Regions from separate parts of the Homo sapiens genome. Here regions 1 and 2 are each linked to region 3. The links are chromatin loops, found by intact Hi-C in ENCODE. Cell type or tissue: PC-3. All regions are shown on one strand.

Region 1 (8,000 bases), 180 kb before region 3:
CCTTAGTACAGTGATGATAGAGCAACTTATTTATTTTCTGAAGCAAAATCATTTTATAATATTAAAAAGAGTTTAGGCTAATATCTGGTAGTATAACACATATCACTCATACTCTTACCTATAAAAGATTTCAGTGAGGTGTGGATTTAACACACACTGAGAGCAAAGGCAGTTACTTGTTTGAATAGTCAAAACTACTCTCTGCAACTGCATTTTTTGAAACTGTTCCTTTATACCCACAGTACTTTTTTTTTTCAGATTCTAAGAAATAAACACAGGCAGTTTCAAAATTAGAAAAAGAAAGAAAGGAGAAAAACTCGCTACAGTTAGACGTTGCAAATATTTTCTTCATGAAACTATGCATCTGCTCAGAGTTAGCTGCAGAGTGTGACTAACATTTTCTACCAAGGCTTGTACCATGTCGGTTCCCTTTGCTGAGGCTGTGTGTTAATTAAAATTAATTACACATGCCAGTAAATAGTTTCCCTTTGAATGCAGCAAGTTGAAGCAGAATAATATAATTTATGTGTAAGGAATATAATTCAAACCTTCACAGTATTTTTTTTCAGCAGGTATAGGTACTAAAGACATTCTTTATGGGTAAGTTGGTGTCACCATAAGTCAACTAAAGAAAACTGAAAATATATTAGACATGCAATGTTAAGTCACACAAAGATTCTTATTTGTAAATTGTTATTTTTAAAAGACAGGTTTATTATTAATATCTTGAGTGCATGATTGAAGTAGCTCAATTATCTTCATTTAGCATTATAGTTACAAGTGCTGTTTGGCTTAAAGGCTTTTTTTTTTTTTTCAAATTCAAGAACTCCTAGGCAAGGTGTTATTACTTTAGTAATGTCAGGATAGTATATGGTAACACTGCTAATAATAGAAAACACTTATGGCTGCCAGAGATGCCATTATTCAACTCTAACTGAATTGAAACAGCAATAGACTTGAAGAATAATCCTCTTTGGACTTTTTATGTTTATTCTACTATTTGACGTAAGTTTTTTTCTTACTATATTCTACATGTTATTGCTAAAAACCTGATTATTCCAATAGTCAATAAAACATGCCCTTAGTTTCCTTTATTTTTGTTCTTGGGAGGCCTCTAAGACGGCCAAAGAGATATTGGTATTTAAACATTTCCTTCAGGCTGGGCCCAGCTAGGGATATTTTCGCAATCCTGCTTATTCATTTCTGAAGAGCTCTGCTCCCTAGGTTGCTGACTGAAATACCTGAACACTTGCTGTCTCACTACTGGCTTCAGCCTGGGGGCCCCACGCTATCACAAATTCACAAAATCACCACCACACTGGCTAAAAGGAAGCTGCAGCACACAACTCACTTTAATTCCATCCTTAACATAAGTAACCAAAATATAAACTTATTCTTTGAAATAAAAGCCTGAAACAAGACAGATAATATCTTGAATCCAGTTCTTCAGAGTGACTAATAGCTTTCAAAAAGAAAAGCTAGTTTTTTTAACAAAGCCTAGCAATCATTTGTATCAATCTCTTTTAAGGTAGAATAGTGATCTATCAGTTCTCTTACAGCTTACCACTACAGTGTCTCATTTAAAGCATGTCTCTTAGAATTGATCATATTTTTTCTGTAGCATGTTTACAACTAGCGATTGGGTCCCCTATCATTAATGAATAGCAGCTGGGGTTGTTCTATGGTTTCCAAATGGAGGCACACTTCTGTCCCAAGCTGCAGTGTTTGTCTGACGAGGGTAGTGGGGAAAGCAAATACTTGTTCCGGAAAATAGGTGGAGAGAGGGCAATGTGTTTGCTCTGAAATCCTAGAAGAAAAGTAAACTTGCTGTGAAGGACATAATTTCTTTTTGTTCTTGAACTTTACATAGCCGTGTTGGGCTCATTCATCAACACAGTCTTTGGACAGAAACCTGAACATGAATGCCTCAAACACTTTGACCAAAATCCTTGCTGGCACTACTAATGGCTTCGGTTACAACTCCAGTTTAAATCCTTGGGAAGAGAGAAACTGAATCCTTGGGAAGAAAGCAACTGAAGTTGCTGATTCTATCCTATCAATCTATTTGTTTGAAATACGCAAAGGCTCCTGAAAAGTACGATGCCTGATTCCCCTAGAAAAATGAATCTAGACTTCACACAGGTGTTTTAAGCATGAAGAATTCCTCCAAAATCTTTTAATGACATTTAAAAACGTTGAAAAGCACTAACTTGCTATTTTTCTCCCTCAAAAAAGGCAGAAACAATCATCCAAGTAGGACGTCATACTCCTATTTCATTTCAGAGTTTCATTTGAAAAACAATAAAGAATTTAAATTGCTTGCTTTAAGTCACAGGCATTTCATACTCAAGAAATTATGTTGTCTTTCATGAGAATATATCTTAGCTGTGAATTCAATTGTCACAGACTTAGTTCATAAAAATATTACCAAATTATATTTGATTTCTGTCTGGGTGTGGTTGGTGAATCAAATAAACCAAATGGGCCGAGAATTTTGGTTCTCCAATCCATCCCTCTCCAGGCTCCCTTTAAAAATATTTTCCCCCTCCTCTCTGGTGTACCTAGGATTTCCTAATGATGCTATTTCACAACTAGAGGGACACTCTTAAAGGAAAAAGATGCAGTATTGAGAATTGGGAAACTTGTAACAAGCAGGATCAGAACCATATGACAACAAATATCTTTGCAATGAGGGACTAGAACAAAGGAAAAGAACAAACGCAAAAACAGAGATCTCTGTTTCCAAGATTTGGACTTGGAATCAACTTTCAAAATATACAATTTTTTTTTTTTTTTTTTACTGACTTGCTGAACACGTATTCCTATCCAGCCCCTTAACAGGGAAAGCACAGGGTTTATCTTTCCAGATTTATAATGACAAATAAACATTACCCTCATCTTGTGCAGTCACAATCAATAACTGTAAGAGTCCTCAAGTCTCTGTCTGAGCCCTGTGAACTTAATAGTTCTAGCAGAAAAAAGAAGTGAAAACTTATGAACAGAGAATTGAAATTGTCTTCTGGCTCTCCTCCTGCTTAACTTTTAAAACTAATAGAAAACCTGGCCAGGTGCCGTGGCTCATACCTGTAATCCCAGCACTTTGGGAGACCAAGGTGGGTGAATCACGAGGTCAGGAGATCGAGACCATCCTGGCTAACGTGGTGAAACCCCGTCTCTACTAAAAATACAAAAAATTAGCTGGGCTTGGTGGCGGGTGCCTGTAGTCCCAGCTACTTGGGAGGCTGAGGCAGGAGAATGGTGTGAACCCGGGAGGCGGAGCTTGCAGTGAGCAGAGATCTTGCCACTGCACTCCAGCCTGGGTGACAGAGTGAGACTCCATCTCTAAAAATAAAAAAAAAAGAAAACCTGAAATTTGTCAATACTTTGCTAGAACCAAGAAATAAAGATTTAGAATGCTTAGTGTAGCTATCTACAAAGCATTTTTGAATAATAAACGTTAAGATTATGAGAATGATGTTAAGACAATTTACAATAAAACATCTATGCTTTTTTTTTTCTTAAAGGACAATGTCATAGAATTCTATTTAGTTCAAACAGCACTCATTTATACAGTCTGTATATTACCGAGGTTATTACTTTCTAAATGAAATATTTCCTTTTGTCCTCAAACTATTTCCTCTGAGAGTCTGAATCTGTATTTCCATTTTCATCCCACTTGCATTTGAAGTTCTAGGCTTCTAGAGCTTACTTACTTTAAGAATGCCTTATATTAGCAATTGGCATTATTTCTATCTTCTCCATATAACAGAGGGGGAAAGTTTTGCATCCATGCATTCATTCCCTCATGCTATTGAGCTCACAAAAATGCCAGGCACTGTGTTAGGCCCTGGGGATACAGCAATGAATAAGAAAAACAGCCTCTCCCTCATGGAAAGCAGTCTCACAGTAGAGAAGTTATAGAATTGTTACATTTTAATTATTTAACTTATCATTGTGTTAAAACCAGAAGGAAGAATAAGGTATTAAAATGTTCACTTAACACACTCCATTTCTTAAACTCATTGTTCAGGTGATCCCCCTAGTAACACTACTCATGCCTGAGTGCCACCAGTTCACTTGTGTTTGCCTCTGGACAACAATATATCAGGTGTCAATTGGTCTCATATCTAGTGGGATTTTTTTTCTGACTAAGGATAAAGCATGGGGAAAACCAAATTTTTATATCACACGTAAAGTTACAGAAACAGTACAATGAACTCTAGGTCAATTGAGAATGATAAAGTGTTTCTACTCTCAAACTGATTTATTTTTTCCCTCCACCAGATACTCATAGAGGGTATTACACACACCTCTACTGGAAAGATGACCCACCTACACTCCAAGGGGGGTGTGGGTGGATAGGATAACATACATTTCATTTCTCTACTTGGGTTGGGACTGATTACTGACTGAATCATCTGACAAATAAAAACCTTCCTGAATCAGGGTATTTAGAAGACAAGCAATTCTCACTTAGCATTTTGTGAGGCAAGAAGTAATGTCTTAAACATTGTTTTGACAAAAGTGGGATAAAAATGAAATAAAATAATTTATCCTGGTGTCTTGTTTATGTTGCATAAACAAGCTTAATTGAATTGTGTTCCTTACACAGTATTTCATTCCCGAGTCCAGAATATTACATGCTTTTTACCTTACTGAAATTCTGATACATATGAGTCTCTGCCATCCCTATTTATGGAAGAGTAATTGTTCCTTTTTTAATGTAGATCCGACACTCAACCATATCCAATTGAGACATGATCTTTTAGACAAAGCATTGTATACCACCCAGAATATTCATTTAAACACTTTTTCAAACAAATTTAAACTCTGAGCATGTCTTAGTATAGAAATGTAGCCATAGAGGTATATAAATGAACAACCTGACTCTAATTTCTTTCCAGCTAACAAGTGGAAAAATATACCACTACTCAACAATGCAAATAAAGAGTCATTCTTTCAGAATGCCTAAAGAGCACACACTAACTATATTGCGGCATTATTTGACATTTATTGAGTGTCAGCAATATGCTGGGAACTAAGTGGAGTAGTGAAACATCCTAAAATCACTTTCTATAGGAAAAGGGGGAGGAGGTGAATTGGAACACTTGGTAATATTGATAAACCATATCCTGAATTGAAGCTACAAAGTAGAAAGAATGCCTTATTTTAAAAGAAAACAAGGCTCTACAACCCCAAGGAGTGCTCAGAAAATACCATGTGGCTGCCCTACAACCCCCTGGACAGAAACAGTTCTCTGTTGGCTACCAAAGCTGACATACCTTGAACCAAATGGGCCTTAGCATGACCTTAAAACTGAACGCCTGCCTGGGGAGAGCCGAGAGAAGCACAGTGAGGCCATTATCTAGACATACTTCTATCAGAGAAAACATGGCATTTCTAACAAAATCAAATAGAACAAAAACCTGGAGGAGCATTTGAATCCTTAGTTTAGACCATGCCACAGTGAACTTTAGGAGTCTGTTAACTAAAATTTAACTTTCAGTTTATAATTAGGTGAAGCAATTAATGTGAGAACAGAGTATCACAATGTTAGTCTCCCCAGATATCTATGATGCCATCTTTAAAAGAGCCAGAGGAAGGCTCAGGAATGGGTATTCTTACCGGGAGTTTATGTAGGCTAAACCAGTCTGAGTGTGAAATTCGCTCTCCTCAAGTGCTGAAGTCACTGCAACTAGCAACAAATCCTTTCATTTATAAATCTTAGCACTGAAACACTGTTTAAAATGGCTCAAAAATCTGGTCACCTGGCTTGTAAAGATTATATTAATTCACCAGGACACCGAAGCCTTTTTTTTTTTAAAGGATGTTAAATGTATTAATTCCCACACACCTGATGATGGGGGACTACAGAGTAACTCTTTTAAAGTTTATATAGTGGAAAGCTGAAATAGCAACTGAATGAGCTCTTAGGAATAATGTTGCCATACAAATAGCCATGACTAAAAGTTTGTCAGGAACTGTAGCAGGAGCAATGGTCAGTTCCATGCAGGGCTTTAAAAAATGAGACTAAAAGCATTCCATGGAAATTTGTATGATCTTACAGTAAACTGAAATCCCTACACAATAAGTTAAAAATCTCTTCATTGCTGATCTTTTAGGAGCAATTCCAGTTAAAGTCTTAGGCAGAATTCCTATTCCATAGTTAATCTCTAAACTACAGTATCAGAAACAGCCTTGAGTTAGGAGATATTAGACCTGGGTTGTAGTTCTGGTTCTCTCATTAACTGTTTTTGTGACATTAGGAAGGCATTTAACTGTTATAGATATAGCTCCTTAACCTGTGAGGTAAGAAAGACCGACGAGATTATCTATAAGGTTCTGGAAACCCCCGGAAAGCCATGATATTTTAAACTTGCATTGGTGTTCAAACAGAAACTCTTAGCTCCAAGTCAATGCATCTCATATAGGTCTGCTGAATGGATAAACAAATTGATCCAAAACACTGATGTGGAGGACAGGGATAAAAATTACAAAGTAATGGAGGCATTTAGAAAATCTATTCTAAATTAATCAAGCGTAACCTCATCTAAAGGCAAGGAATGAGAACACTTATTTTCTTATAAGGTCTTGTCTCAGAAGAGAAAACAAATTAGGAACATAACCTCAGAATCAATATAAGTGGTGAAAAGAATGTAATTTAAGAATAGTTGATAGAATCATGCTAAGCATATGGGCTTTTGAAAGATGCATGATTTTACCACAACACAGAGGATTAAAATACATAAACTGACATGGGTAAGTCCAGTTCAATAAATTCTATGGAAACAAAAAGGAATGTTTTTATTTTTGTCACTAGGGCTCATCTTGCCTTTGAAATTAGCTTCTTCTCATCAGAAGAGACTAGCAACAGATTAAATAACATTTCTTGCTATTGGCTTTGACTAATACTATTTCCCATTTGAAGTAGTCTTTTCTATGTCCTCTACATCAATTCATGCCATGACCTAATGAAAGTCACCTTCTATGATGCTAACTCTTTTGCTGTGGCTAAATACTATGCTGTCTGCTATTCTGACACTTCAGAACTGCAGTGGAATACCCTATCCTGTAATCTAGTTAGATGTTACCTTACACACTATAACTCATTAATTTCATGTATAATAATCTCACAACTAAACTTCATTTTCTTCTTTTCTAACATAGTCCTTCTGTTTTAAGTTCAATGAAAAATAAATGTATGACACTCACACTAGTGATTGCAAATGTTCTCAAAACAAGAAAACATCTTATATTTTAATTGGAGTATGATATGGTTTGGCTGTGTCCCCACCCAAATCTCATCTTGAATTGTAGCTCCCATAAATCCCACATGTCATGGGAGGGACCTAGTGGGAGGTAATTTAATCATGGAGGCTGATTTTTCCCATGCTGTTCTCATGATAGTGAATAAGTCTCACAAGATCTGATGATTTTATAAAGGGAAGTTCCCCTGCACATACTCTCTTGCCTGCCACCATGTAAGATGTGTCTTTTGCCTTCTGCCATGATTGTGAGGCCTCCCCAGCCATGTGGAACTATGAGTCCATGAAATCTCTTTTTCTTTATAAATTATCCAGTCTCAGATATGTCTTTATTAGCAGCATGAGAACAGAATAATACACAGTACCAATACTGACATTCAGGATAGATAATACATTTCATTGATACTTTGGAATGCATAACAGAATAAATTGGAATTTCATTCCAATTGATACTTTGGAACGGATACTTTGGAATGGATAACAGATACTTTGTTACTTTGATACTTTGGAATGGATAACAGAATAAATACTTGTTGAGAGAATAAATTATTGCTATTTCTCTCTAATCAGTTTGTAAAACTTTCATGTGTGTATACACACTGAATCAAAGGTTGACCTTCTAAGTTCACTATTATCACAGTCCTCACCCCTAGAAGAAATCAGGAACATAGTTTTTTGTTTCTACAATCTATTGATAATGAAAGGCCACTTCATTTCAGCCAAAACTGCAGGAAG
Region 2 (8,000 bases), 270 kb before region 3:
GTGTAATTAGCCTTTCAAGAGAGAAGAGTTTTCTAGAGGTTTCAGGAGCCAGGCAAGGCTATGGAAAGAAAGTGAGTGAGACTTGGCCTGGTTGTACTGGGGCATGCAGACCTTTAGAAGGCATCTAGGTGAGGGAAACAAAGGGAATGGAGGTGGAAATTAGTTTGATGTGTTAGGGAAAATACTGGGGAGGACATGGTAACAAATATATTGAGAAGAAGAGTATATGGCTGAATTGCAAAATGAGTGGTCAGATTGTGGAGAACTTGGGTTAGGCTAAGGAGATGAGATGACATGTGGTGGGCTTGAAAGGTCACCAGAAAGGATGTGCTCAAGCAGTGGTTTAGGAAGATTAGTATGGCAACTGCAGGCTGAATTTATTTAAGGAGAGTGAGACTGGAAGCAGGGAGATCAATTATTGTCTTTAGTAAGAAACTATGTGTGAAGTCTGAATCAAGTGGGTTTCTATAAAAATGGAGAGGTAACCAGTAGATCATAAAGGCATTCTCAAGAAGAAATTATTGGAAAATTGTGACAGATTGGATACAAAATCTATTAAGAGTAAAATAATATGCTCAGATGTCCAGTCTTGAAGACTGATATGGTGACTTCATAGATTGGGGCAAATAAACTGAGGCAGAGAAATCGGTTTTTATGGAAAAAATGAGTTTATTTTTTAGTAAATTTTGTAGATGCAAAGGACATATCTGGTGGCAACTGGAATCACAGAATGAGCATTCAGAAGCCACAACAGAAAATGTAGATTTAGAAATCTTTCATACAAAATTGGAAGCTGGAGCCATAAGAATAGAAAACATTCTTAAAAGCAATGAGTGTACAGAAAAAAACAAATTTGTCTTTGTGTTTAGCAAAGTGCCTGGCCTAGTGTGAGTACTCAGTAAATGCTTTCAGAATGGAAGAATAAATAATGGAATGAAACAAGAAAGAGAGGGAGGAAAGTATTTGGGGATGAATATTCACAGTTAAGGAGGTGGAAGAAGTGCCAGCAAAGGAGACCATAAGGAGTTAAAAAAAAGGTGAGGAGGGTTCAAAGATCATGCATCATCCCAGGCTACTTTAGATAAAAAAGCTTTCAAGAAAAAGGCAGTCATTAACAGTGCCAGATATTGCTAAGAGGTTAAATAGAATGAGGGCTGGCAATGGCTTTGTCTGAATGATGGAAGAATCTTTAACAGAGCTTTTCTGTGGGGATGGGGGTTTGTGGATAGGATTAAAGGGGGGCCAGAAGCTGGATTAGGAGGGTGAGGTGCAGAATGTGGAAAGGGGGCTGAAAGAAAGTATAAGTCATACTGTGAAAGTTTGGCAGAAAAATGAAGGGAATGGCACGGTGTTTATCAAGATACCAGGGTTGGGTCAAAGATGTTTCTTTTAGGCCAGGGAAGACATGTGTATATATGAAGTTTAAAAAGAAGCCAGAAGGCAAAAGACTAAAGACACTAGAAATAACAACAAACAAATGAGATTCAGTATGCTGTACAGGAGAAATACTCGAAAAATTCACCTTTCATGCCATATTCCAGTTATACCAGACCTTTTGCTATTCCCAAATCAAACCATGCACATCACGACCTGGTGCCTTTAGCCATGTTGCCCCTTTGAATCTGAATGCCCTTTTGCCTGATATTTGATTGCTAAAATCTTTTCATTATTCAAGACCTGGCCCAAATGATCCCTCTTTCCTAGACACTCATAGCTTATTAAACATTTCTTATCGTTAAGGCTTTATATTCTTTTCATGTATTATTGTTAATTGCTTTCTAATAGGTCTTCTCCCCTGTATTTTAATGTATTACACACAGTTGGTACTCAATCATATTTAATAAGTGAAAGTGGAATTTTTCTTTTTAACAATTTAAAGGAAGAATAAGAAGAGAATGGTGGAAGAATGCTCAGCTGAGGTAAAGATAAAGGTATTGGGCAGCTTCTTCTGGTTGGCTTCTGTATTCTCTTAAGAGGTGACATTCTTGCCTACAGGAAAAGTGAGGGACAGATGTGATGGAAGATCATTTTTGGAGCAGGTGATTGGCTAGTCAACAAAGAGGTGAGTGAAAGGAGGGCAGGGTCTTATAAGTGTTGGGTATTTGCAATGGTCCAGATTTTGCAGCAAGTTTTCTTTTACTAAGCGTTCACGGTTGGAAGGACAGAAAAAGCATAAAGACCTAGCACTGATGACTTGTGTAGAAAGCTTCACCATAATCACTAATAAACATTTAACATAGAGAGGTGGCTATTGCAGAATGATGTCACAGACAACACTGAGATGCCAAACAGGGAGCTCAGGGTAAGGAGAGAACCTAACACTACTTGTCAGGTCAAGACTCTCAACTTGGCTGCTGGGAGAATTACCTGGGATGGCTTTAAAGACTATTGATACCTGGGCTCCACCCTCAAATATTATGATTTAATTGGTCTGGGGTGAAGCCAGGAGCATTTGCATTTTTTAAGTACTCCAGTTTGAGAACCCTGCAGTAAAGAGATATAAGTCTGGGAAAAGCAGGGGAGTTAAGTGATTGAAGGTTCTACTGAGGATAGAGTACAGGATGAAATAAAAATGCTATTTATGGTCTCAGGCCTGAAAATTCCCAGGAAAAAGAAGTGTCTGACTTAGCGTAAAAGAAAGTATCTATGTTTTAACATTCAAATGTGATCTCAGCTAGTTTCTACTAGACAGACATCACCATTCCCTGACCGTCATAATTGGCACTAAGGTAGGCAAATGGTTGAACGGGAAAGGAGAAGTTACGAAGCTTTCTTCTAGTCTCTACTTTAAAAAGAAAGTTGCCCCTCCCACATAAGCCTTACTGGTTCTTTCTGAGACCCAGTGAAACGAGAACAAGTGCAGAAGGGACACAGGATGCTCAGGAAATCCCATAGTGGGCCAGACCCAAGGTCAGCCACCCCAATAAGTCTCAAGAGTCATCCTGTGCGGGAGCTCAAAGCTGTTCTCTGACTTCTGTTGTAAAAGTCAGGTATAGCCCCAGTTTTCTTAGTAGCCATTTGTGGCTCTCATTCATAAATCTGGCTAAAAGATTTCTGAATTCATTTACATTTCCTGCCAGTCCCACCTTTTGGGACTAATGAGTTCCACAAGTTTATAACCTGCTATGTGAAGTAGATTTCCTTTCATTTGCCCTAAACTTACTGCACTCTGTTTTAAAGAGTGCCTTCCTTGTCCTAAGAAGAAAATGTAAACAGAATTATAAGATGAGGACAGATTGGCTAAAGTAAGCAGGGCAGAAAAAGAGCAAAGGTGTTACAAGCAACCGCAGACTACCTTAAATCCATAGTGTAGTTTTAAAAGGCAAACATGGCTGGAATGCATGATCCAGAGGGGAGCTGGGTGTGTTACACAACAATAGCTCCATTGTTCTTAGCACTTGTTAGACCCTTGCAGGGGCTCTGCATTTTGCCTGAGGCTCTACTGCTCAAATGAAAGGGAGAGCTTGAATATTTAGCAGATATTAAGAAAACGGATTAAAATACTGGAAGTAAAAGTAAACAAATTTGGATGTCTCAGGGTATACAAGAGAAAGTTATTCTATATAAAAATAGTAGGATACTATCTATAAAGTGAAAAATAGTTGTTTTACATTTGAATTAAAGCACAAAGAGGAGTCAAAATGCATCAGATGATGATTTAGCTTTGCTATAAGAAGGAACTTCCTGACACCTATTATTATATGTAAGACCAAGTGGAGATAGAAAACTTTGCATTTTATTTTGTTTTGAATGTTCATAATTCCAAATTGATTTGGGGTTCATCTTACCTTTGTACATCCCTCAGTGGATTATAAAGATAGCTAAATGAGTTATTTACCCAGAGGGATATGGTAATATTGAATTAGGCATCTTACAAAATAAATTTGTGATGAAAATACTAATATGTACACTTTTAAAAATTATAAGGAAACAACTAATTTTTTTAAAAAAATCAATTTTAGTGTGCTAAAGTAGACTAAATAGTAGACTAAACTATCTGTTGCATTTTTTTCCTCCAAGGTCATAGTATACAGTTGATTATAGGAAAGTCTTGTGTTTTAATGGAAAATAGGGCAAAGGTTATGTGCAACAGGAATCCAGTCATGTGGAGCTTGCAGAACGCAGGTTAGGCTCATAAAACTGCTCATTAAAATGCTGTGTTCTGAAGCAAAAGCAAATAAATGAGCTCAGGGAAAAGAGCCGCAGAAAATTGTCTAGAAATATTTCCATGAAAGACTGTGAAAATAGTCCTTCCCAGTCATAAGAAACGTGCAGATATTGCTTATACAAATAGCCCACACTTAAAAGACTTTTAAATACCTTCCCTGAAATGCTGGTTTTGACCTTCTGCCAAGAGCTACTTAAGGTTTTTTTTTTTTTATTTTTCTGAATAGACTGTATGATGAGTAAAAAATAAAAAGGCATATACACCAGAAGCTTTTAAAACAACATGAGAAGAACAGTTTGGTTATTACTCCCTACTCCAAATTGTAGTTTAAACTTAGCAAGTTCACAAGTTCTACAATGGTTTTAAATGCCAATCTCAAATTAAAGAAATTAAGACAAAAAAAATCTTCAAGATTTATAGGGCTCCCTGATTCTCTACATTTTACTATCTTACAGTAGAGAAAACATAGATTGAGGAATCTAAAAAAAAAGTAATAGTTATGGCTTGCTGGCAAAATAATGAACAGCAAGAAGATTTCTAAGAAGACAGCCCCAAAGCAATTCAGACAGACCATGCTTACACAACGGCTGGCTGGTCTATGCGGCCTCAAGCCAAAAACAACAGCCAGCAGCTCCCATCACTTAGAAAGGAAACTGCACTACTTGATGCTGATTAAATGTGTGTGTGTGTGTGTGTGTGTGTGTGTGTGTGTGTTTTGTGGGAGTTGTTCAGATGCCCATCTGATTTTCAGTATAAATTCAGTGATGCCCCAGGCCCCGTCTGAGCCACCAGAGGGGCAACCAGGTGAAATCTCACCATGCTAAGTGATTAACCAGAGTGAAGCCAGCTCACAGAAAACAGACTGCTCCAGAAAGAAGCACAAGTAATGAGTCATGTGGTCTGAAATCATACCGACTACTCTGTCTGTGGCTTTTTTTTCCTTGCACCATTTCCACAGTGTGTTAGAATCAGGAAGGGAGACCCGGAAAGGAGTCAAATATGAGCATGGAAATTTTATGTGCTTTTTATTATCTTAAGTAAAAAGAATTACCAGTGGCAACATTCCCTTTATACTTCTACAACTTATTTTATCTCAAGAAAAGCAGTCTGGAGCTGGCTTGTGAGAAGCAATGAATCAAACTGAGAGAGACTCCTTCTAAAAGCCAGGCTGGATCACAGCAGGCTTCTGGCCAACATTTACTCTGCTGTTTCAGTCAGGTTTCACTGCTGTTGTTGCTGTTTCATTCTGGTGGGGGAGGGAGCTGACTGAGAGTCTTGTAGAGATTTGGCTAAAATAAAAATAGAGCTATTTTACAAAGCTAAACCAACTCACATCCTGTGAGATAGCCTAGATGTTTGATAAACCACATCTTGGCAACAACAGCTCATCTCTGAGTTAGCTGTAAAAAGGGATTTTCCTAATTCATCCAGCTCTAAACAAAATAACCCGCTCTTCTTTCTTCCCACTGGTGTTTGACATACCTTATTCAGGAATAATTATTTCTTTTACTTTAGTAGATTTTAAAAGCTAGCATTGTTCTTTCCATAGTGGTCATTTACATTTTTACCTACGCACACACACATATACACACGCGCACATTCTTGCACAAGTTAGCAAGATTTAAAGCCTCTCATTTTTTATTCTTGAAGTCCCGAAAGGGAAACTGCTATTCATGTGCCAAAGAACACAGCCATTCATTATTATTTTTTCTTTATTTCTCTCTGTATACCCTCCCAATAGGATTAAAAGCGGTCTGGGATGTAGGGTATGAAGGCAGAAGAAGGAGAGGAGTGGGAGGTAGGAAAAGATGGCATTTTAATAGCCTCTACCACACTGATTCAGCACAGTAGGAACCTTGTGCTTCAGACTCAAACTGTTTCCTTCCTGTTCAGCATTGCACTTGGCCCACTTTTCCTGAAGCCATGCATTGATGTCTGTGGACAGAACTGGAGGTAACATATAAATGGCCTTTCTTAGAATATGGGAGGATGGAGAGGTCTAAGGAAGCTATCATTAACACTATCTTTGATTTGTAAAATAATTTTCATCTTGAAATAATTTGTCTTATTAAAAGGTTGAAAATTAATACAAAGAATTCCTGTACATCCTTCACCCAGATTCTTCGAATGTTAGTATCTTACAAAACTACACAACAATGATCAAGATAAGGAAATTGACATTGTAATACTATGACCCAGGATCTAATCCTCAATCATGTATTACATTTAGTTATGCCTCTTTAGTCTCCTTTAATTTGGAGCAATACCTCAGTCTTTTTTCATCTTTTATGACCCTAATAATTTTGTACAGTATTGACCAGTTATTTTGTACAGTGTCCTTCAATTTGATGTTTCCTCGTTATTAATTTCAGGTTGTGCATTTTTAGCAAAAACACGCCACATAAATGGTGTGTCTTTCTCAGTGCATTACATCAGGAGACATGTGATGTCGATCTGTCTCATTACTAGTGATGTTAACTTTGATCATTTGGTTAAGATGGTGTCTTCCAGGTTTCTCCACTGTAAAGTTTCTATTTTTTCTCCTTTGAAATTAATAAGTATCTTGCGGGTGATATTTGAGGCTATGTGAATATCCTGTTTCTCATCATACTTTTACCTACTCATTTTAACATCCATTGATGATTCTTAAGAGAAACTATTACTGTGATGTTTTGCAAATGGTGATTTTTAAATTTTGATCTTCTCTTCTAAATTAATTAATTATGAGGAACAGCTTTCCCTTCTCCTTCATATAATTACTCATTCAACTGTTTATTTATGTAAGTATGGATTCTTATTTTATTCTATGGATTATAATCCATTACTGTCATTATTTTATTTCTGAAATTGTCCCAGATTTAGTCATTGGGAGCCTCCTGTAATTTGCCTCTTGTATCTTTTTCACATATATCCCCATAAGGTTTTGAGCACTTCCTTACTTTCTAGCATCATGAGACATTCCAGGCTCATCTTGTACTTTCTCTGCCCCAGTCCTGGAATTTCTCCAAGGATCCTTGGCTCCATTTATTGAGAGATAGTATAAAGTAACCTTATCTTTTTCTGTGAGTCACAGTGAGTACATAACTCTCCTAGTGGTAAAAAGTCACCAGCATGTGGGTGGAGAGAAACAAAGGTCCTGTACTTCCAGTGTTGTGGGGGTACAGTTTTCATAACCATAAACTTTAATATAATAATGTCTTTCCCAGCTCAGCCTAAATTGGAAATCCTTGCTTAGGTAATGACCTGGAATCATAATAGAATGTGCAAGATCAACACAATTAAAAAAAAAATTCTGAGGAGTCTATGGCTCTTTCATTACAAATTTAAAACCCCGTCAAATTTTCAGTATGTTTAGCAAAGTGTAACTTGGATTAAAATAAGTAAATCTTATATAACAATGTTTACTGTTTTTTCCTGATTGTTTTATAAGTCAAAAATGAACAAAATATGGTTAAAACTTCTACATGGCAATGTAATTAAATTAAGTGCTGTTTAGTATTTGTGAGAAAATAAAACTGTTCAGATGGCTTTTAATCACCATACATTACTATTATTCTTGTTGTTTTAATATTGGCTTAGATTTACCTAAATGTTTACCCACTTCTTTGTCCATGTTCCTTCTGGATCATTTTCCTTCTTCCTAAAGTACATTTTTTCGTTTCGTTCCTTTTATCTTTGATGGCAAACTGTTTTTGCTGCCTGAAAGTGTCTTTATTAGGCCTCACTTTAAAATAATCCTTTAACTAGGTATTCAGCTGTAGCTTGGCAGTGTTTCCCTCTGTACTTTGAAGATGATTCCATTATTTCTGGTTTCCACTTTTGCTCTTAAGAA
Region 3 (8,000 bases):
TTGGAAGAATAAGCCTGCTTTATCCGTGGTAGAAATTAGAGTTTAATTTTTTTTCTAAATGCTTATGACAATGTTTTTACACTTCCATAAAAGAAGACATAGTATCTGGTTTTCAAAGATTTAACTCTATAGCCATATAAAATGTCCATCACTATAACTTTGCTTTTCTGTTTTTTTAAATAAATGCAAATAATTGGTATTGGGTAGGCTTATCAACAAACACAGCAAAATCAGATACTCAATATTTACCCACCTTTTAGAAGCATCATCTACATTTATTGGAAATATTACCATACAAGGGGAAGAGAAAGGCTTACACCTCATAACAACATAGCATAAAAGGACAGAGATGAAGATCATTAATGATTTTAATTATTTTAAGGACCATTAAAATTAGAGAAATATCAAAGCACCCACAGTGTTAAGGGTTTATTATTACAGCATTTTAGAGTTTACTAGTTCATACCTTTCAATCACAGCAAGTTATTAGCAGTGAAGGGATGAACCCTCTTAAGAGGATTTTTATTTCAATGATAGGGTGTTACGGACAAGACAACCTAAGTTTAAAAAAAATTAGTAGCAAGCGCTAGTTGAGTTAATCAGTTAAAGACAAACTGTGCCCTTGGGAAGCTAAATGAAAAAGCAACAGTAAAGCTTACAGAACTTAGCTCGTACAATTTGCCTTGAAGGCGGAAGATTGGTTCCCTGAAATAGCAAAGAATTATATGCTTTAGTTCAGAAAAAAAGTTTTTAAAATAAAGTCTGTTATTACCTCTTCTCCTTTCAAAACAATGGGAAAAAAATCTAGAGCAGAGGTTTCAATTTGTTCAATAATTGTACCTCTGAAAGTTTTTTAAAAACTATAACACCATCATTGTTTTGACTTGAAAAGAAATAACAATGCAAATATTCATTATCACATAAAACATAAAAGACACAGCAAACTGTTGAGTTAATACAATCTCTGCAGAGCGCTATTAGTCAGAGACAGCTGGTCAGCCCAAAACACAAAAACTCAAAAGATCAGATCTTCTTAGGAATTAACATCTTCATTAACCAACAAGAATTTAGTGTGGCAGAGATTACATCCAACAACTGCGTTCTTCATGAGCTGTCCCTTCACTGATACCAAGCTGTGCAAATGTGTGAACTAGTTAGCAACCCCAGAAAGCTCATGCAACTACTCACCACATTTTAACCTTCAACTGACTCACAAACTCAATGTTAAATTAAACTTAGGGGTAACGTAAGCAAGCAAAATAGGACATGAGGAGTCAAATTTGAAATGCAGAGCAAGTAGCAGAAAGGTTATTTAAAATAAATCAATATGGTTAACTGCACAAAATAGCCAAAAAGAAATGCAATTCACTCCAAAAATTTTAAAAGCAAAAACAAATCAAAATGAAAGCTGCATTTCAAGCAAAATTTGCACGTGATTAATTTGCATTAAAAAAATAGTCAATCAAGCGATTTAGTTCAAATTCTTTGGGACATGCATACACTGATTCTCTTATGCAATTCCTACCTGATTTCCAACTGTGGTTTTCTTGTGAACCTGACTGCTCCTCTGCTGAGCACTGAGAAAAGCAAAGGAAAGCAGCACTGAAGAGACACATATAATTTTTTCCTAAACAAGTAACAAATACTAAAATTTATACAGGCTTTAAAAAAAAAATCAATGGAGACAGACCTAATACCAAAATTCCAGGTCAGTTTAATTCTGGAAGCAAAACCAACTCAATGGGACTCCTAATAGCACATAACTCCTAGTAGCATATAAACCAAAAATATAATAACACCACTTAAAGAAAAGCTGCATTGTAACATTAATAACATACGAGTTGACATATTTGCAGTGTCTCACAGGTACAGAGGAGAGTTGTAATGGAAATTAAGTTAATGATTATTGAGTATATGCCATGTTCTAAGTGCTTTATCGATATTAATCATTTTTATTCTCACAGCAACCCCATGAAGCAGTTACGATTATTCTTCTTGTTTCATAGATGAGGAGAGAAGCTAAGTGACTTTCCCAAAATCACTCAGCTAATAAGTGGTAGTACCAAGTAGCATGGCTCCGCATCACAAACTCTTTGTGATATTGTCCAGTCTCACTGCTTTGAATTCCAATATATTCTGACAACTCCTTTAATGCATCTCTGGTTTGGATCTGCCATGTAGATCCAAATATGTATGAGTCCCAACTCTGGACTTATTGATGTTTTTAACAACTTAACCTCATCACTTGGGTATTTAATGGGCATATCATTCTTAATATTTCAAAACTAAACTCCTGAAATCCCCCCTAAAATCTGTTCCACCCACAGTCTTCCTTCCTCCTCTTAACTAATGGCAATTCTATACCATACATTCAAGTTCCTTGGCCAAAATCTTTGTCTCCTCTTTCTCTCACAACCCATATCCGACCATCAGAAAATGCTGTCGACTACTTTCTTATAATAAATTTAACATTTAACCATCTTTTCATCACTTCCATTGGTCCCACCTTGGTCCAAGACACTGCCATCCCTCATCTGGATTACTGTAATCATTTATTCTCTGGTCTCTGCTTCCACACTTGTCTCCCTGAAGTCTATTCTTAACAGACACCAGAGTGATACTTTCAGAAGGACTATGTTAACTCTTCTGCTCGAAACCGTGTACTGCATCAACACCATTCCATTTAATGGTAAAAACCAAAGTCCATACAAGGGTCTACAAGGCCCTACTCAAGCAACCCCCACTACTGCCTCTTTGACTCATCTCCTCCTACCCTTCACCTTGTTCCCTGAAGAGTTCCAGCCACACTGGCATCTGCTCTTTTTCAAACCCACCCAATACACTCCCATTTAGAGCCTTCAGGCAAGCTAGCTCCCTAGGATGTACTTCCCGCTTTCATCTGCATGGTTCCCAACATCTCTTTCAAGTCTTCATTCAAATCCTTCTTTTCAGTTAGGACTACTCTGACCACCCTATTTATAACCGCATCCCTCCCTTCCTCCAAGACTATCATCCCCTTTACCCTGTTTGATTTTTCTGTCTGGCATTTCTCACCTTCCGATACACTACACGGTGTATTTATTTTTTGTGTTTGTCTGCCCTTTTCCATTAGACTGTAAGCTCCTAATGAGCAGGGGTTTGCGTCTGTTTTGTTCACTGCTATATCCCCAGGGCCTGCAAAGGACATGGCACATGGTTGGTTTCATGAAATATCTGTTCGATGAAAAGCCCAATGAAGTTGATGCCATTATAACCCTCATTTTAGACATAAGCACAGAGGGTTAAAAGCCAGAAAGGACTCCAACAACTTAACAACAGAGCCCACACGTTTCATCACTAGGTTACTCTATCCCTCAAAAGGACAAAGGCTTTCTTTTGGTGGATCCATGAATAAACACGTATCAATATAAGAAACACAACTCATTTTGGTTATTCTGGGAAGATCAGCAATACTCAGTATTCTTACAGATTGTTTAATAGTTTATGGAAGCTGTTTTGGAGATCAATGAAATGGTCTAAAATAGAGAAAAGGGAGACTAAAGCTCTCAGTCAACTGTTTAAAGTGATGGGATGTTGTGCTGCAGTAACAAGTTAGAAATCAACACCACACTTAGAACAGCTGATCAAAATAAGTTTTTAATAAACTCCTCTGATACATTTAAGCTGCTTTCCTTCACTCAAACTCATGAAAAAACACTGCATTCAACTGAAGGTGGGCAGGGGGTGGGTGGTGAAAGGCCATACTGTATTTGGTTGCTAAAAATATTTTGTGTATATATTTTTTTCCAATTTAAAATTTGCTAATTTCAACTTCTTCCTTCCTTGTTTTTTATTTTTCCAGCTTTCTGTTAAATGGTTAATCCTCTTAATTACGATGAAATTATTTCCTCTTTAACCATTTCTCTGAACAATCTAAATCTACATTATTCAGGTCTTGTAGGTGAGGCTGTGAAAGAGGTAACCAGGATCCAATGTGCCCACACCGCCCTCTGGCTGCCCTCATGCCCTGGCGCACACAGCGTCTTGAGTAGCACTCTCCTAAGGGCTTCGGATCTCCTCCTTACTTTCTTTTTCCACATTAAATGTCACTTTTCCAGCACCCTCCAGGCTTCCTGCTCTTCCAGGAATGCATGAGAAAACTACTATTATAATGAGATCATGACACCTTCATAGGTTATGTTTATCTCTTCCAAGCACCATAATTGTGTTTTAGGAGTAATGTTTTCACTGAAACACTGACTAGTGGTGAAAACCTGTGATAGACCCACAGGTGCTTCCTTTGAACAAATTATTGTAGACCCTAAAATTATGTATCAGTCCCCTTCAAATCACTTAAGGGAAAAGAAGTTGAATGTAAAGCAAAAGCCGCAAAGATCGTTAATGACTCCTTTGCTACCTTAGGTGAAAAGTTTGATCAAAATGGACTTCAGTCGCTCAGCTATAAAATGTGTATATGTGTGTCATAAAGGAGACAGACAGAAACAGAGACAGAGAGGAGGGCTAGAGGACTAAACAAGTTGTTTCTTAGGTTCCTTTTAGGTCCAATATTCCTTGAGATGCAAAATTACTCTCAGAAGCTTATAAGCTACACTAGATAAAGACAATGTCCATTGACAGTTTCCATCTGTGAAATAATGCATATTTAGGATCTACCACTTGTAAGAATATGCCAAAGGAAAAGTAGATTTACTTTATAAGCCAATCTCAAATATTAGAGTTAGAAAAAACACTAAGTTGCCTCTATTTTCCACCTAAAGAATCTTTTTGCAGCAATTGGCCCCATAAACTTAAACATTCTGTTGCTAATGATGTATTTAGCTACTTGAAGTTACTTCAAAAGCAACAACAACAAAAAAAGCTGCCTGCTTAGAATACATTCTTTCTCATAATTCTTCTGCATAATAATTGAACTGAGAGTATTTCAAAACATTTATTTAAAAATATGTTCCTTAAAAAACCTGTAAGGACTTGCAAGTTAACTTGAGCCCTTGGACATGTTCTTGGATATAGTTACTTAACCAATTAACTCTGAAATATTATAAAACATACCTATGTATGGTGTTTTAGTTTAACATAAATCAAAAACTATAGGGCACGAACTCCGTAGCATATAAAAATATGAATAAGGTATAGTTCTTGTTATCAAAAGCCTACAATTTGTCTGGTACAAGTAATGATATGCATACACAAAACAAAAATAACAAATAAAAAATAAAATCCATATTAATAAACATGTGAGGATGTAATAGAAAGCAAAAACAAAGTGCTTCTGTTTTAAATGTGGGATATAATTACCCATATCTTCTCATATGTGTGTGCGTGTGTGCACGCACATTTGTCGTTTGTCATATAAATTCCTACTACACACAAGTCACTGTGGAAGGCTTTGCCAGAACACTAAAACGTAGAACCAAATTGGTGTATGCTGAGACATAATGATTCTAAAAGTATATAACAAGAAGTTTAAACTTCTATAAAAATAAGAGTACATTAGAAGACAATCAGAGAACCCCTAATGTTATCTCTTGGCTCAAAACTTTTTTGCACAGTGTCCTATCCTTGTCTATGATGTGTGACCATTTATCAAATAAATCCTATACCATTGTAATTTCTCTGAATGTTCAGGGACAAGAAATATAATTTCAGATGATATGATCTGAACTGTTTGTAGCAAACTTGAAAAGAAGATAAACTTTAATAAAGGAAAACAAATGACTACGTTCCAAGAGAATAGACTGGTATTAGCAAAGCCAGGAAGTAGAAAGATGAGGCATATGGGGAAGTTGTGGAGAGTAAAACTATTATGGTAGAATTATCCAATCATAGACTGGGGTTTGTAAGTGATCTTAAAAGCCATCTAGTATAATAACTGTACGTTGGGGCCAGTTATGGAGAATTTGGCTGTTACTCTGAAGGCAGCAGAAAACATTCCATGTTTCTGTGCCAGCAAGTGACATGATCAAGGCAATGTTTTAGTACAAATTAGTTCCCTGAAATGCATAGTATTGACTCAAGCAGAGAAGACAGGAAGCAGTCAGCCCAGACCCCCTGTCTCTGACTATTGGAGTCCTGTCCAGTCTTAAAACTCCAATCAAGCATCATGCCTGAATTATGCCTTTTTAGAAACCTCCAGTTATCTCTCCTTTTCATGCACTCCCAAAGCCTTGGTCTGTGCCTGTATTTTATAAACAAGATTGTAAGTTGGGTTTCCAACAATGCCTGCTCCTTGATAGTCAAGAGCATCAATCTTGGTATTTCTACCTCTCTCATCACTGACATTACCTAGCAGAGGGTTTATGGTAGTATCTTAAGAAATACGTATGGAATTCTGTTTTGATGCCAGGGTTATTTACAACCAGACTATCAATGATCATCTGTACTAGGAAACCTAAATAATTTGAAGAAGCATATCATAGGCATGTGTTAAAGCAAAAGTATGGTACAGTTAGGGATCCCAAAGTGGTCAGACTGGCTGCAGCATGGACTTAGGGAGTAGAGTAGAAAGGAATAGTAACAATAGAATAGGCTGAAGAGGTAAACAAGATACAGATTATAGAGAGCCTTGGAAATTACATTAATAAGTTTAGACTTTATTCTGAAAGTAACAGAGAATCTCAGAAGGAATGAGAAAGAGGATGACAGGGGTACAGAGAGACTGTTGTAGTAACTCAAGTAAGAGAAGACTAACTTTAGTAGTGGCAATGATGATAGAAAGAAATAGATGAATTCAAAAAATATTATGGAGATAGAATCACATGAACTTGGTAAAGATGGATGGAGACAAAGATATGAGGGGAACAAGGAGCAAAGAATAGGACTGGGAGGTGCCATCCACAGAAAGTGGGAACAACATAGAAGTTAAAAATTATAAGAGCAGATGAGGAGTTTAGTTTGGGACTAGAAGGTTGAGGCTTCTCTAGGATATATAAGTAGAGATGTCCAATAGACATCTGAATATGGTACATAGTCCAGTGAAAAGTCTTGAAATGAAGATCTAGATTTGGAGTCATCAGATAAAGTTGGCAACTAAAACCATTGGAGTGGGTAAGATCCATTAGGAATAATGCAGTGAGTGAGAAAGAAGGGGGTCTAGGGTGGAAAATTGATTAAAGAATAGTTCTTAAGCCATGATCAGAAGATGAAGAGCTCCTAAAGACTGAGAAGTGGCTAGAGTGAAAAGAGGAAAACCAGGAGAGAGTGGAAGGTTATTGAAGCAAAGGAACAGATCTCTTCAAGAAGGAGTGATTAACGGTGGTGTCAAATGAAAGGCTCAGAATTGTCCATTGGATTAACTGTTTTGTCCTGGACAAAAGCAGTCTCAGTGGAGTGGAGTGGTAGAAACTAGATTGCAGTGGGCCGAAAAGTGAAAGGAAGATGAAAAAGAGAATGGAACACAGACTAAGGCCACTCAAAGAGGGCTCAGATGCATTAAGGAAATGGAGAGTCCCTTTGAGATGTAGATTCCATAGCAAATATCAGAGTGTGCCTCTACCTCTACCCACATTTCAACTGCTCAACAGCCACATACAGGTAGTAGCTTCTGTACTGAACAGCACAGATTATACGATAGTTCCATCATCTCAGAAACTTCTATTGTGCAACAGTGCTATAGAGTAAAGAAGCTCTTTTAGACTTGTTTAGTAGCAATTAAGAGGCTTCCTTGCTCTTTCTCTCAGTAGCTACCACCATAGGTCACCACTAAGCTGTCAATAAAGTAGGACCCACAGTGAAGGTCCCAGAGCCATCAGCCGGAGTCACTATACTGTAGGGCTCTGCCGTCCAATGCAGTAGCTGGTAGCCAGATTAAAACTTTAATTAGATTGAATTAAATTAAAAATTTATTGCCTTCATTGCACTACCCACATTTCAACTGCTCAATAGCCACATACAGCTAGTGGCTTCTGTATTGAACAGCACAGATTATACAATAGTTCCATCATCTCAGAAAGTTCTATTGTGCAATGGTGCTACAGAGTAAAGCAATTTTAGACTGTTCTTTT

The links. Peaks named below come from ENCODE experiments on the same cell type or tissue, not always from the same donor. Only the 100,000 strongest peaks of a DNase experiment are listed, where the experiment ranks them.
Region 1: it touches region 3 in a loop (2.4-fold over the local background); 4 of 110 quality-filtered maps call a loop at or near these places.
Region 2: a loop joins it to region 3, with 6 times the contacts of the local background. A loop is called at or near these places in 5 of 110 quality-filtered maps.

The regions. Positions count from the first base shown.
Region 1 is chr1:172,263,074-172,271,073 of GRCh38, reverse strand. All of the region lies in intron 15 of DNM3 (dynamin 3), which reads right to left. Among named protein-coding and RNA genes, the nearest start is that of DNM3OS, 120 kb to the right of the region's middle. In PC-3, no CTCF peak of the experiment used is centred here; DNase peaks (open chromatin) are centred at 4,363 and 4,963; H3K4me3 peaks cover 411 bases; H3K27ac peaks cover 952 bases.
Region 2 is chr1:172,356,008-172,364,007 of GRCh38, reverse strand. The region is part of intron 17 of DNM3 (dynamin 3); the gene reads right to left. Among named protein-coding and RNA genes, the nearest start is that of C1orf105, 61 kb to the left of the region's middle. RefSeq lists enhancers at 3,008-3,634, 5,115-5,194. In PC-3, no CTCF peak of the experiment used is centred here; DNase peaks (open chromatin) are centred at 3,337, 4,147, 5,027, 7,177 and 1 weaker place; H3K4me3 peaks cover 3,377 bases; H3K27ac peaks cover 5,105 bases.
Region 3 is chr1:172,086,401-172,094,400 of GRCh38, reverse strand. It overlaps DNM3 (dynamin 3), which reads right to left. Exons shown (of 21, transcript NM_015569.5): 13 at 1,526-1,577. Among named protein-coding and RNA genes, the nearest start is that of MIR3120, 48 kb to the left of the region's middle. In PC-3, a CTCF peak has its summit at 4,004; a DNase peak (open chromatin) is centred at 4,000; H3K4me3 peaks cover 270 bases.